3 separate regions of the Homo sapiens genome follow, and all the other regions are linked to region 1. Evidence: chromatin contacts called from ENCODE Hi-C or POLR2A ChIA-PET data. All regions are on one chromosome and are shown on one strand. The core of a region is the stretch at or near the end of the contact, and the rest is flanking DNA. Distances in the headings are between cores, read along the strand shown. Region 1 overlaps PLEKHG1 (pleckstrin homology and RhoGEF domain containing G1). Region 2 overlaps IYD (iodotyrosine deiodinase). Region 3 has its middle 110 kb from the start of PLEKHG1.

Region 1 (3,783 bases), core at 433-2,932:
AGAGGAGGCAGGGAGGATGTCTGAGGAGAAGGCACTGCGCTAACAAGGAAAAAGCACATCTCAGAGATGGGGGAGACACAGTCTCAAAGGCTGCCGAGGTCAAGGAGATTTAAACAGAAAAGCAGATTTTATATTTGGCAACTAAGAGAAAAGGGAGAGATCACAGTGGGTTGCAGAAAAAGGGGGATTAAGAAGGAACGGAATGGGTATAGACTTTTTTATATGTAAAGTTCACAAAAGGAAGAAAAAATGATAGTTTGGAGAGAAAGGCAAGAGCAAAGCAAGACTTCTCGTCTGGCTCGAATGCCGAGTCCATGAGCAGATGGCAGGGAAGGAGGAGGAAGGTGGGAGAGGAGACAGTGGCTCACTTCTTGTTGGAACGGGGCCTGGGGAGGTGGGAAGGAAGAGGATGGGACACACAGGAATAGGGGCTCATCTTGGAAAGGGCTGGAAGCATCTCTCTGAACCAAGGGAGAAAAAGATGAAAGACAGAGGAACTTTGAGGTGGACTTGGGGGAAGACAAAGGGTTCGATTTCACTCGTGCAGATAATAAAGTCATCTGCTGAGTGAGTGAAGCAGAGAGCAGGGGTGTCTGAGGGAAAGTGGAAAGGATCAGAAGAACACTTGCTGGCCGGGCGCGGTGGCTCACACCTGTAATCCCAGCACTTTGGGAGGCGGAGGCGGGCAGATCACGAGGTCAGGAGATCAAGACCATCCTGGCTAACACGGTGAAACCCCATCTCTACTAAAAATACAAAAAATTAGCTAGGCGTGGTGGCGGGTGCCTGTAGTCCCAGCTACGCGGGAGGCTGAGGCAGGAGAATGGCGTGAACCCGGGAGGCGGAGCTTGCATTGAGCCGAGATCACGCCACTGCACTACGGCCTGGGCGACAGAGTGAGACTCTGTCTCAAAAAAAAAAAAAAACAAAATGGACCAGTCACTAGAGATGACTAGAATAGCCTGTGAAAGACATCAAAGACCCAACTGAGGCTGGCCCCCATGAATCAGTGTGATGACGTCATTTCAAAATCTGCTCAGCAGCTTGGAAACTACTGGTGAAAACCGTGGTGTGTGTGGGTTCCTCCAGGTTGGGAACCGGCAGAGCTGGTAGGGGAAGGTTCCCAGGGCGGGGGTGGGGAGGGTGCCAGTGAGCACGCAGTTGCAGTAATTGGGCATGACATTAGGCTGAGTGAAGAGGAAAACCAGCTGGCGACAGAGGCGTGGGGTGAGGGACTGCAGTATTGTCATAAAGCCCGGTTCAGCAGGACTTAATGTGAGAGAGAAGGAAATACCCTAATCTGTAATTGAAGAAGGGACTTTTGGAGTCCTGCCTTAGAGGTGGGACGGTTTTGAGTGTGATCAGGTTCTGGAGGTGGCTCTGATTCTGTGCTGCTGCTCTGGAGTGGAGGAAAAGGTCATTAGAAAGTGGTCAAGGAACTAGGGTGGTGGGTGGATTATTCACATGGATGGTGAAACAGTCCAAGTTGGGGCTGGGAGGAGTGAGGTGGAGCAGACAATGGGATGATGATCATGAAAATTGAACTGGGTGGAAAATAAGGGCTGAGATTTCTGAGAAAGGGGACAGTCTGTTTTGTTCTCTGTATATTTTGACAAGCATTTGAAGCTTGTTCTCAGGACTGCCAGCAATGATTTGGTCCTCAGGAAATGAATGTGCATAGGTGTGGACTTGGACCTAAGCATGAGTTTTCATTTCGTCAGGGTGTTATGAGATGAAAGGGAGCTCATGCAGAGAGGGGACTGCATTTTCTTTATGATTAGTCATTTTGTTGCTGGCCTGGTGCCTTAGAATGCCCTTCTGAGCAATGGCAGAGTATCTTTGATGGGCCCCACCCATTGTTTACCTGTCTGCTGGGAAAATCAAAATTGCTAACAAGATTCTGAAAGGCAGTTACAAAATGAGACCCCCTTACATACCTGTCTTTCTCCCACGCTAGGCGTGTGTGCCTCAGGAAGTTCCCTTTAAGTATTCAAATGGTTAATATAGTCAATATAACATCGTACTTTCTCCCCAAGTTGTCGATCCTTTCTATCTAAAAACATCTTTTCAGTTACAACTTATTGAGCATACACACTGTGCTGAGTACTTTATATTCTTATTTCACCCTCACCAAAATATGTTATGAGGTAGTTCTTATTCTTCCCATTCTAGAAAAAATAAAAACAGAGGCTGAGAGACATTAAATAAACTGCCCAAGTTTATATAACTAGTACATGACCAAGCCTGGATTGGTCTATCTGGCTCCAAAGAGCATCCTAACCACATTATTCCCACTGGCAATAAAAACACCTTTTTTTGTTTTGTTTTGTTTTGAAACAGCGTCTCACTCTGTCACCCAGGCTGGAGTGCAGTGGTGCAATCTCCATACAAGAAAAAGCACACTGCCACCTCCACCTTCTGGGTTCAAGTATTCTTGTGCCTCAGCCACCCGAGTAGCTGGGACTACAGGCGCACACCACCACACCTGGCTAATTTTTGTATTTTTAGTAGAGATGAGGTTTCACCATGTTGGCCAGGCTGGTCTCGAACTCCCGGCCTCAAGTGATCCACCTGCCTCAGCCTCTCCCAAAGTGCTAGGATTACAGGCACAAGCCACCACACCCAGCCTCAAACACGCTTGTCTAATATACTTTATTCACTATAATGTAATCATAATTTTCTATTTAAGCAGGATTATCATTAAAGTGAACTTTCCACATCTTTCCTCGAGATTATTTCTTATTTTCCTAAAGTTTTCAAAATGTATTTCTATTATTTCTGTGAAATGAATGCATAGTGGGAAATTTTAAACATCAAGAAATGTATCACCAGTCTAATAATGTCAACACAGCTGTGGGAAACTCATTAGTTACAGCCTCCCAGCTGCCTTCCGTTCTTTTAATTCAATGATGGTCCTTGGCTGACACCTAGTGGAAATCCTGGAAACAGTACTTTAAAAATTAAATGTCCAGACAAAAAAAAATTCTTGAAGTCAGCTTTACAGATACCAGGGAACTTCTTGGAAATAGCCATATTGCCCATTAGTATATGTGGTAAATAAATTTAACTCTTCTCCAAATTAATTGAAAATAAAGGTGAAGGTATTTTGCATTTTATATATTAGTATGTTTCTGTAATTGCACTTCCCAGAGAGAGACTGAGCTAACATTTGTGTTTGCAAGTAATTTCAACTCATAATCTCAAACTCTGAATGTATGAGAGAGATAGCTATCAGGTTACAAAAATTGAAGCATTTGTTTTCTCTAAGGTGACTGTGTTGAGGCTCCCCCAAGCCCCACACTTTTTCACTAAACGTGATCGCCACTTAGCCGAAATATTTGTACTGGGATATCACAGATGGTAGCAAAATAGAGTAAAATTATTTTAAAAGTTATTTTTAGCATAGTGTTTTGTAGGTTAAATTATACTACCCTTAAAAAATGAAAATAACTTTAAAGAGGCAAGAAAGGCTACAATCCCCTAGGACAGTGGTCTTCAACCTTTTGGGCACCAGGGATTGGTTTTGTGGAAGATAATTTTTCCACGGATGGAGGCAGGGGGAGGCTTTTGGGATGATGAAAGCACATTACGTTTATTGTGCACTTTATTTCTATTACTACATGGTAATATATAATGAAATCGTTCTACAGCTCACCATAATGTGGAATCAGTGGGAGCCCTGAGCTTGTTCTAGCCCTGAGCAACTAGACAGTCCCATCTGGGGGTGATGGGAGACAGCGACACCCCAAGTGTGTTGCTTATGTCCAGTCTGCTCTCATCTTA
Region 2 (3,783 bases), core at 1-2,500, 420 kb before region 1:
GCCTTATTAGAACATTTCAGCTGAGTTTTCAATTCAGGGACATTTGGAAATTTTTTTTTAATCTAAAGTAGAATTCCTAAGTGAGGTAACTCTGATGTGAAAACTGACTCTGGAAACCTGGATTGGTGACTATGATGGTTCAGCAAGCTGGGAATTCACTTATAACATCATTTCAAGTTAGAAAAATTGGTGTTGTGTTTGCAGTCATCTGTAACAACATGAAGTTTCAAGGGTTTTGGCAGACCCACATGAAGTACTTTGGAGCCTAAAAGTCACAGAGGCTAACTCCCTGGATACGTTTACTGTTGCTCTCAGAGATGATGGAATGACTAAAAAGCCATGAGAAGGGCTCTTCATAGAGGCCCTTTTCTGAGAAGTTTGCGTTGCATGGCATTAGGAAGAAGGTCATGTGCTTTTCAAAAATTCCATCTGCATAGGAACGAGAGCAATGCTAACATGAAATGGAGCAGGATTGCTGTATAGTTTTCAAACTATTCATGCATTCACTCAACAGTGCATTCACTCCACAAATATTTTCTGAGCTCCTTTTTGTTTTGTTTTGAGACAGGGTCTCATTGTGTCACTCAGGCTGGAGTGCAGTGGCACCATCACAGCTCACTGCAGCCTTGACCCCCGGGCTTAAGTGATCCTCCCACCTCAGCCTCCTGAATAGCTGGGACTATAGGCAGGCACCACCATGCTAATTTTTGCATTTTTTGTATAGATGGAGTTTTGCCATATTGCCTAGGCTAGTCTCAACTCCTGAGCTCAAGTGATTCACTCTTCTCAGCTTCCCAAAGTACTGGGATTACAGGCGTAAGCCACCATGCCTGGCCTCTGAGCTCCTTCTACGTGGCAGTTCCTGGGAGCCACTGGGGATAGTTGTCTGATGAACTGTATATTCTAGCAGAGACTGGGGGCTGGGTAGTGGATAGAGAGAGATGGTAAACCCATAAAATAAATGTAGAAAACAAGATTATAAGAGCAAGTAACCATACTTTTGAGAGACAATGGATTAAAAAAAAAAGAGAGCTTCTTCACTATCTCAAAGAAAAACATGTATGTTGAATAACACCTCCCAAAATGTAGTCATTGAAATGTGTTTTAGGTTTTTGGAAAAATTATCCTGAAGGAGCTGGCATTGATTTCCTTCCTGAATCTGTAAGCAGGTAAATAATGGAATCACCATGCGGCATCAGACTGCGAGGCACCGCCACCTGATTGAGGGTCCTGGAAGAAGCAGCGAAGCCTGCAGCAAGCTCAGCTCACAAGGCTGCCCAGGTGCCTCTGCAGCAGGCAGTCTTTTTCACTTTGCCATTGAGTTTGCTGCCCCCTAGCTTTCATAAGGCATAATCCCGAGAGTAGGTTATGATTAGTGATGGAGGAAAGAAAAATCTCCATGAAGCCCGCATCTCCAGTATGGTGACTGGGTCTGATAAGCGCGCCATGCATGTCTTGTAGAGGCAGCTTCCAGAACTTCCTGGTCAGGTTTAGAGGTGGTGATCTGATTGGAAAAGCTGGAGAGGGGCAGGCGGGGAAGTGTCTGGAAGCTACTCATTGCTTTTACTTAGATGTTTGTTATTTGGAGGCTTGGAAAGAGGTCGATGGGGTACCCCTTGGCCACTGAGTCCCCTATCAACGGGCATCAGCATCTCACTGGGTGGGGATGCTCTGCTTCCATGGTTGGCTCTGTAGTCATAGGAACTTGCCGTGGTGGTTGTTGTTTAGAATATAATATACAAGCCTTTATTAATATATTAAATACCAAGAGCTAGTCGTAGCTCTATAATTTTAAAGTAGTGATGAATGTAATGATATTTTAAAATATCTATAACAACTGTAAAATGATATGAAAATAACTGTGGATTTCATTGGTGATAAAGTCATAGATATTGCTAACACTACTGTGGTTTGCTGCCTACATTTATAAAGGAAGAAACTGCTAAATTTCAGTTAGATGTTAGTGAATATGAAAACTTTTTTTTTCAAATTCAAGTTCATGGACCTGCTAAATTCAATCCTTGGCCCTTTGGGGGTCTGAGGATTCCAGTTAAAAAAATCCTGACCTATAATAAGACCAAAGTACTCACATCGAGAGAGTGAAAGATAAAATAATAATAGAAGTCAACTTAACATTAATAATATTAATAAGAGGAATTGTTTAATATGGTCTGTGTATTTGCAGGTTTCTACTGCTAGAGACATACAAAATTCAGTATGGAGTAAAAGCTATGTCTTGAAAAGGACCAAGATATAAAATGACACTAAATTAAGGTGTAAATATTTTCTCAAAAAAGTTTAAGACTTGGCCAGGTGCGGTGGCTCACGCCTCTAATCCCAGCACTTTGGGAGGCCAAGGCGGGCGGATCACGAGGTCAGGAGATCGAGACCATCCTGGCTAACATGGTGAAACCCGGCCTTTACTAAAAATACAAAAAATGAGCCAGGCGTGGTGGCGGGCGCCTGTAGTCCCAGCTACTCGGGAGGCTGAGGCAGGAGAATGGCGTGAACCTGGGAGGCGGAGCTTGCAGTGAGCGGAGATCCCGCCACTGCACTCCAGCCTGGGCGACAGAGCGAGACTCCGTCTCAAAAAAAAAAAAAAAAAATTAAGATTTATCCATTGCAAGTTCAAATACTATGTGAAGATATGATCAAGGAGAAGAAACGCCATGATAAAGTAGAGCTAATGACAGAAAGAAGAAATCAGTTAGGTTTTTTGATGCATGTATTCTTGAGAACAGTCTCTCAGGTATTGTGAAATCTTCGTTAATCAAGGTATAGTATATGATGATGTTGTATAAGAGACCTTCAGCAAGAAACTATATTGAGTCACTCTAGATTCATATATGTGCATGTGTGCATGTATCTATATATGGGTTCATATATATATGGGTTCATAAATATATATGGGTTCAAATGCCAATATTAGAGTTATTGATAACAAATCATAGATTCCAGGCAGATCACTGGAGTTCAGGAAAGAATATTTAGCAGGAAAATTGGCCAGGTATGGTGGCTCACACTTGTAATCCCAGCACTTTGGGAGGCTGAGACGGGCAGATCACTTAAGCTCAGGAGTTTGAGACAAACCTGGGCAATATGGCAAAACCCCATCTCTATAAATAAATACAAAATATAGCCAGGCATGGTGGTGCATGCCTATAGTCTCAGCTACTTAGCAGACTGAGGTGGGAGGATGGCTTGAGCCCAGGAGGCAGAGGTTACAGTGAGCCGAGATCATGCCACTGCACTCCAGCCTGGGTGATAGAGCCATACTTTGTCTCAAAAAAAAAACAAAAAACAAAACCGAATATGTATATTTAGTAGGAAAATTATGTCGCATTTGGGCTAGGACACTGCTTTGGTGGACTCTCTTATCATTTGGTTCTTGTACCAGGACACAGACCAACCCCTTAGCTAAAAGGAACTCCCTGTTGTTTTTGCCTTTCCTCTACTGTAGTTGGATTCCTACAGTATTTTTCTGTAAAATAACCATTCCTATTTCTTAAGCATCAATGAAAAATAATAGTATTTTTCTTCTTCCAAAAGCTTGCCACTGCTTGGTTAAAAGAAGGGAGGGGGTGGGGAGATTGATGGGGGCAGGGAGGTTCACGATGCCATTACTTGAGCTGGCAGCCTCTTTGCTGCCCAACTTCAGGGAAATGATAGGAAGAGCAGGTATAATCAGGACAAGAAGGTCCCCAGGTTAGAGGGAGAGCAGTCATTCTGCCTGCTGACTTTAAAATGCTTTCTTGTCCTCTTATTTTAGAATGCAGGTCTGGT
Region 3 (3,783 bases), core at 1,284-3,783, 320 kb before region 1:
TGGCTCTGTACTGTTCAAATTTCCCACTTCTCAGACACTGGTCATTGGACTTAGGGCCTACCGTAATCCAGTGTGATCTCATTTCAATTTGATTGCATCAGCAAAGACCCTATTTCCACAAAAGGTCACATACACAGGTACCAAAGGTTAGGACTTGAAGATATCTTTTCAGGAGACACAATTCAATCCCCAACACCATCCCAGCAGTCAACACTTGCTTTTTTGCTAATTTGCCTCAGATCTGCTGCTTCCATAACATTGAGAATGCAGACACTCCCAGGAAACTTTCTCGGACTCTAAGGAGAGATGGTAGCACACATCCCTGTGGACGGTCTACCACTGGGATGACCAACCTGGCCACATGACCACTTTCCAGAAAGGCCTCTGACTTGACTCTACACTGCTGCATGCATCCGCTGATGCCACTATGGTCCTCCCGATCACCTCCATTTGGTCCCCTCTCCAGTCGCTTTTCCTAGAGCCCAGTGTGTCATAAAATAGTTATTAATTCAGCCAAAAGGAATGCTCTGGTGAAAATGTCAATAAAATAATGTAGGAGAAAGAGCACCTCGAGAGACTTTTTCAGCGTGTATTCCTTGGTTCGTTTTCTTCCAAAGCTCTACAAAAGTACGGAATTCTGAGCCTTGCCCTGGAATCGGTAAATTAGAATTCAAGAAAGGGGATTTGGACATCTACATAGTTCTAAACTGTTTTATTGAGTAGCTCATAGTTTACATGGTCTGAAAATCCATGTGTAAAGTATATATACAGCAAAGCATTTAGACAGCATCCTTAAGGTCCTGTCCCCAGTCACCCTCTTCTCCCTTATCCCCTACATTGCTCATTATTTTTTGTTTTTCATGCAAATTCACATAAATATTAATATATATTTTTCCTTGTTTGTTGCAAAAGTATCTATGTATATATATATATATATATATATATATATATATATATATATATACACAACCTGCTATTTAATTTTTTTCATTTAACACTATTTCCTAAAGATCTCTTCATGTTAGTAGTATATAGGTAAATATTCCCATTGCCTTTTTTATACTACACAAAATTCTTTTGTGTGGATCTATAATGGTTTAATTACGTATATCTTACTGCTTTACACTTGGGTTATTTCCTATTCCTTTGCTATTACAAACAATGAGACAAGAAATGATTGCAGCCGGGCGCAGTGGCTCACGCCTGTAATCCCAGCACTTTGGGAGGCCGAGACGGGTGAATCACGAGATCAGGAGATCGAGACCATCCTGGCTAACATGGTGAAACCCCGTCTCTACTAAAAATATTTTAAAAAAAATTAGCTGGGTGTGGTGGCATGTGCCTGTAGTCCCAGCTATTTGGGAGGCTGAGGCAGGAGAATGGTGTGAACCTGGGAGGCGGAGCTTGCAGTGAGCCAAGATCACGCCACTGCACTCCAGCCTGGGTGACAGAGCGTGACTCCGTCTCAAAAAAAAAAAAAAAAAAAAGAAATGATTGTCTGCATGTGTCATTTATTATACGTACAGGTGTATCTCTAGTATAGATGATCAGATGTGGGTTTCTGGATCAGAGGGTAAACGCACCTATAATTGTGTTGGGTATTGCCAGATGCCTCTCCTCAGGGACAAAGCCAACCATGCATAAGAGTGTTGATTTCCACCATAGCATTACCAACAGAAAATATCAGATGTTTTGCTGATTTGACAGGTTAGAAATATTGTCTTGCTATAGTTTTAATTTGTGCTTCTTTTATTATAAGTGAGGTTAGCATCTTTTCAAGTTTAAGAACAGATAAGCTACATTTTTAATAGAATCCTTGGGTGATTTTTATATACATAACTCTCTAAAGCTTCTGGCCTAAAGCTAAAGAATTTGAAGGAAAAAAGGGTGCCATGAATGCTGATGCTGAGAAGCAGATTCCTGTCCAGCCTCCCTCTGAAGATGGTTAACAGCCCCTCTAGGAACCATTTCCCACTGAGCACAAGTTCTCCTGGGACTTTATACCCAGAGAGTTCACCTCACTCCACCCCCAGCAGCTGGACCAGCGGGTTTTGAGATAGGTTTTGTAAACCGTAGCCCATGACCCACTTCCAGGCTAAATAAGGTGTCAGGAGACACTGAGGATTCTGGGAGAGGCAGGCTTGCTTTGGAGCATCAGCCCTCATGTTCTGTTTTCCCCTGACTTCAAGGGTCATAGCCTGTGCACTTCCCCTACCACGCAAGCCTTGAGGAGGGGCTTCACTGGCCATTTGGAAGGCTTTCCATAAGTCGCTGGAGTTTGATGGGCATAAGAAATGCTATTTAATTCACACCTGAAAAGCCTCCTGTGTGACACCGCAGCTGAAGTGCAGAGGTGTGGCTGTTTCAGGTCCATATGTTCTAGGGCGACCCACCACCCTGGTTTGCCAGGACTGAAAGGTTTCCTGGGAAGTGAGACTTTCTGTGCTAAAACCAGGACGGTCCTGGAAAAACCAGCATAGTTGGTCACCGAGAGTGAGACAAAGGTACCTTTTTCCAAGGAGCAGGACATGAACTGTGGGGACATTGTCTAGCCATGAGTCATCTTTAAGGAGCTCCTATGCTAAAGGAGCACCTGGGAGGGGAGGGATCCCACAGAGGAGTGCACACAAAAATCCCAGGCCTGTGTGGGGCCACGGCAGCTGGCCGGAGAAGCACTGTCTGTGCAAGGAACTGCAGTCAGAGGTCCTTGGAGGGATCTTTTGGGAAACCCCAAAAGCTCCTCACTGAAGACGAGCTTGCACTTGCACATCTGCCAGAAGTCTCCGATGGCAGGTTACACCTGTACCAGCTAAGGATTGTGCCCTTTTTCTCCAGTTCCCTGTATGGACACTGGGATGTCCTGAGGCAGGATGAAGGGTTGGTGCCCTGCCGCTAGGACTGCCGCCTGCAGACAGCCCTCAGCTATCAGCTCCCAGAGGCCATGCTGCCTTCCTGGGGAGGCCAGCAGCCATTGGCCAACAGATGTGGGAGAACAAAGGCCTGGGCCCCTTGCCAAATGGGGACATCTCTGAAGGGTCATCCCAACTTCAAAACTCTCTGGGGTCAGCTGAGGCTCCATCGAGACTATATGGCAGCTCAGAGTTCCTTCCTCCCTTCCCCTCCCCAGGTGGTGTGGCCAGGTTTCAGTCCAGAGGCAGGCAGAGCAACTGGTCCAGAGTGAGTTCACTGGGGTCCAGAGGTTTTGGCTGACATCATGCTGAATTCAGCTCATTCAATGTACCACTTACAGTAGCTCCACGACTCTTTCACTATCCCCAAGATGGGTAAAATAGTGCAATATCCGCACCTTATTTTACAAAACCTTCAACGAGAAAAAAAAAGATTCAAACTCTTTGAGATAAAGGTAGTCAAATGTCTAACCACAAGTCAGGATGTGGGGATTTTATCTGAGTCACTTAACCCAGTTAGTCATTAACCCAGTTTGCCAAGCGAGCTTAAACTATCTCCTTAATAGAAATAATATGGACCCTGTGCTAGCCCTGGGCAAATGTGAATACTTGAGCTCTAACCTAGGCTTCTCCTGAACCTTTGAAGACCCCAAGACACATTTGGTCAGGGGACATAAGTGATGTTTGAAAAAGTCCTTCACATGTTTAGTTGAGGTCATGTCACTAATGGCTCCAGAACAGAGACCTCAGCCTGGTTTCTTCCTGGATGTGGAAGGTTGCAGCCCCCTGCCCCCTCCCCACGTTCTCAGCAGGTGTTCCTGCATTGCTCTATTTCAGGAGTTTAGGAAGCCTAAGAAATACGTGTGTATCCAGC

What was found. Hi-C counts contacts between places; a loop is a spot of excess contacts on that map. ChIA-PET counts read pairs that join two places held with the same protein, here RNA polymerase II (POLR2A). Pooled maps may share reads with other maps.
Region 2: a map of OCI-LY7 shows a loop between it and region 1 (9-fold over the local background). The contact joins two enhancer-like sites. A Hi-C loop is called at or near these places in 1 of 168 maps with a recorded cell type or tissue (OCI-LY7), 4 of 37 single-sample maps with no recorded cell type and 9 of 50 pooled maps. POLR2A ChIA-PET finds 5 or more read pairs at or near these places in 4 of 52 experiments (HEK293, PC-9, WTC11 and 1 more).
Region 3: a map of PC-9 shows a loop between it and region 1 (10-fold over the local background). The contact joins two enhancer-like sites. A Hi-C loop is called at or near these places in 3 of 168 maps with a recorded cell type or tissue (Calu3, PC-9 and endothelial cell of umbilical vein), 4 of 37 single-sample maps with no recorded cell type and 16 of 50 pooled maps. POLR2A ChIA-PET finds 5 or more read pairs at or near these places in 2 of 52 experiments (HCT116 and activated CD4-positive, alpha-beta T cell).

Annotation. Positions count from the first base shown.
Region 1 is chr6:150,812,394-150,816,176 of GRCh38, forward strand. The region is part of intron 11 of PLEKHG1 (pleckstrin homology and RhoGEF domain containing G1); the gene reads left to right. Among named protein-coding and RNA genes, the nearest start is that of MTHFD1L, 51 kb to the right of the region's middle. RefSeq lists enhancers at 967-1,066, 1,307-1,456. Within about 2 kb of position 1,683, at least 10 of the 41 ENCODE cell types and tissues checked have a DNase peak (open chromatin) inside an H3K27ac peak, as active enhancers do; they include HCT116 and PC-9, where a contact is called at or near this core.
Region 2 is chr6:150,394,286-150,398,068 of GRCh38, forward strand. IYD (iodotyrosine deiodinase) reads left to right here. Exons shown (of 5, transcript NM_203395.3): 5 at 3,770-3,783. Among named protein-coding and RNA genes, the nearest start is that of IYD, 27 kb to the left of the region's middle. Within about 2 kb of position 1,251, at least 2 of the 41 ENCODE cell types and tissues checked have a DNase peak (open chromatin) inside an H3K27ac peak, as active enhancers do.
Region 3 is chr6:150,488,203-150,491,985 of GRCh38, forward strand. No RefSeq gene overlaps it. Among named protein-coding and RNA genes, the nearest start is that of PLEKHG1, 110 kb to the right of the region's middle. Within about 2 kb of position 2,534, at least 4 of the 41 ENCODE cell types and tissues checked have a DNase peak (open chromatin) inside an H3K27ac peak, as active enhancers do; they include HCT116 and PC-9, where a contact is called at or near this core.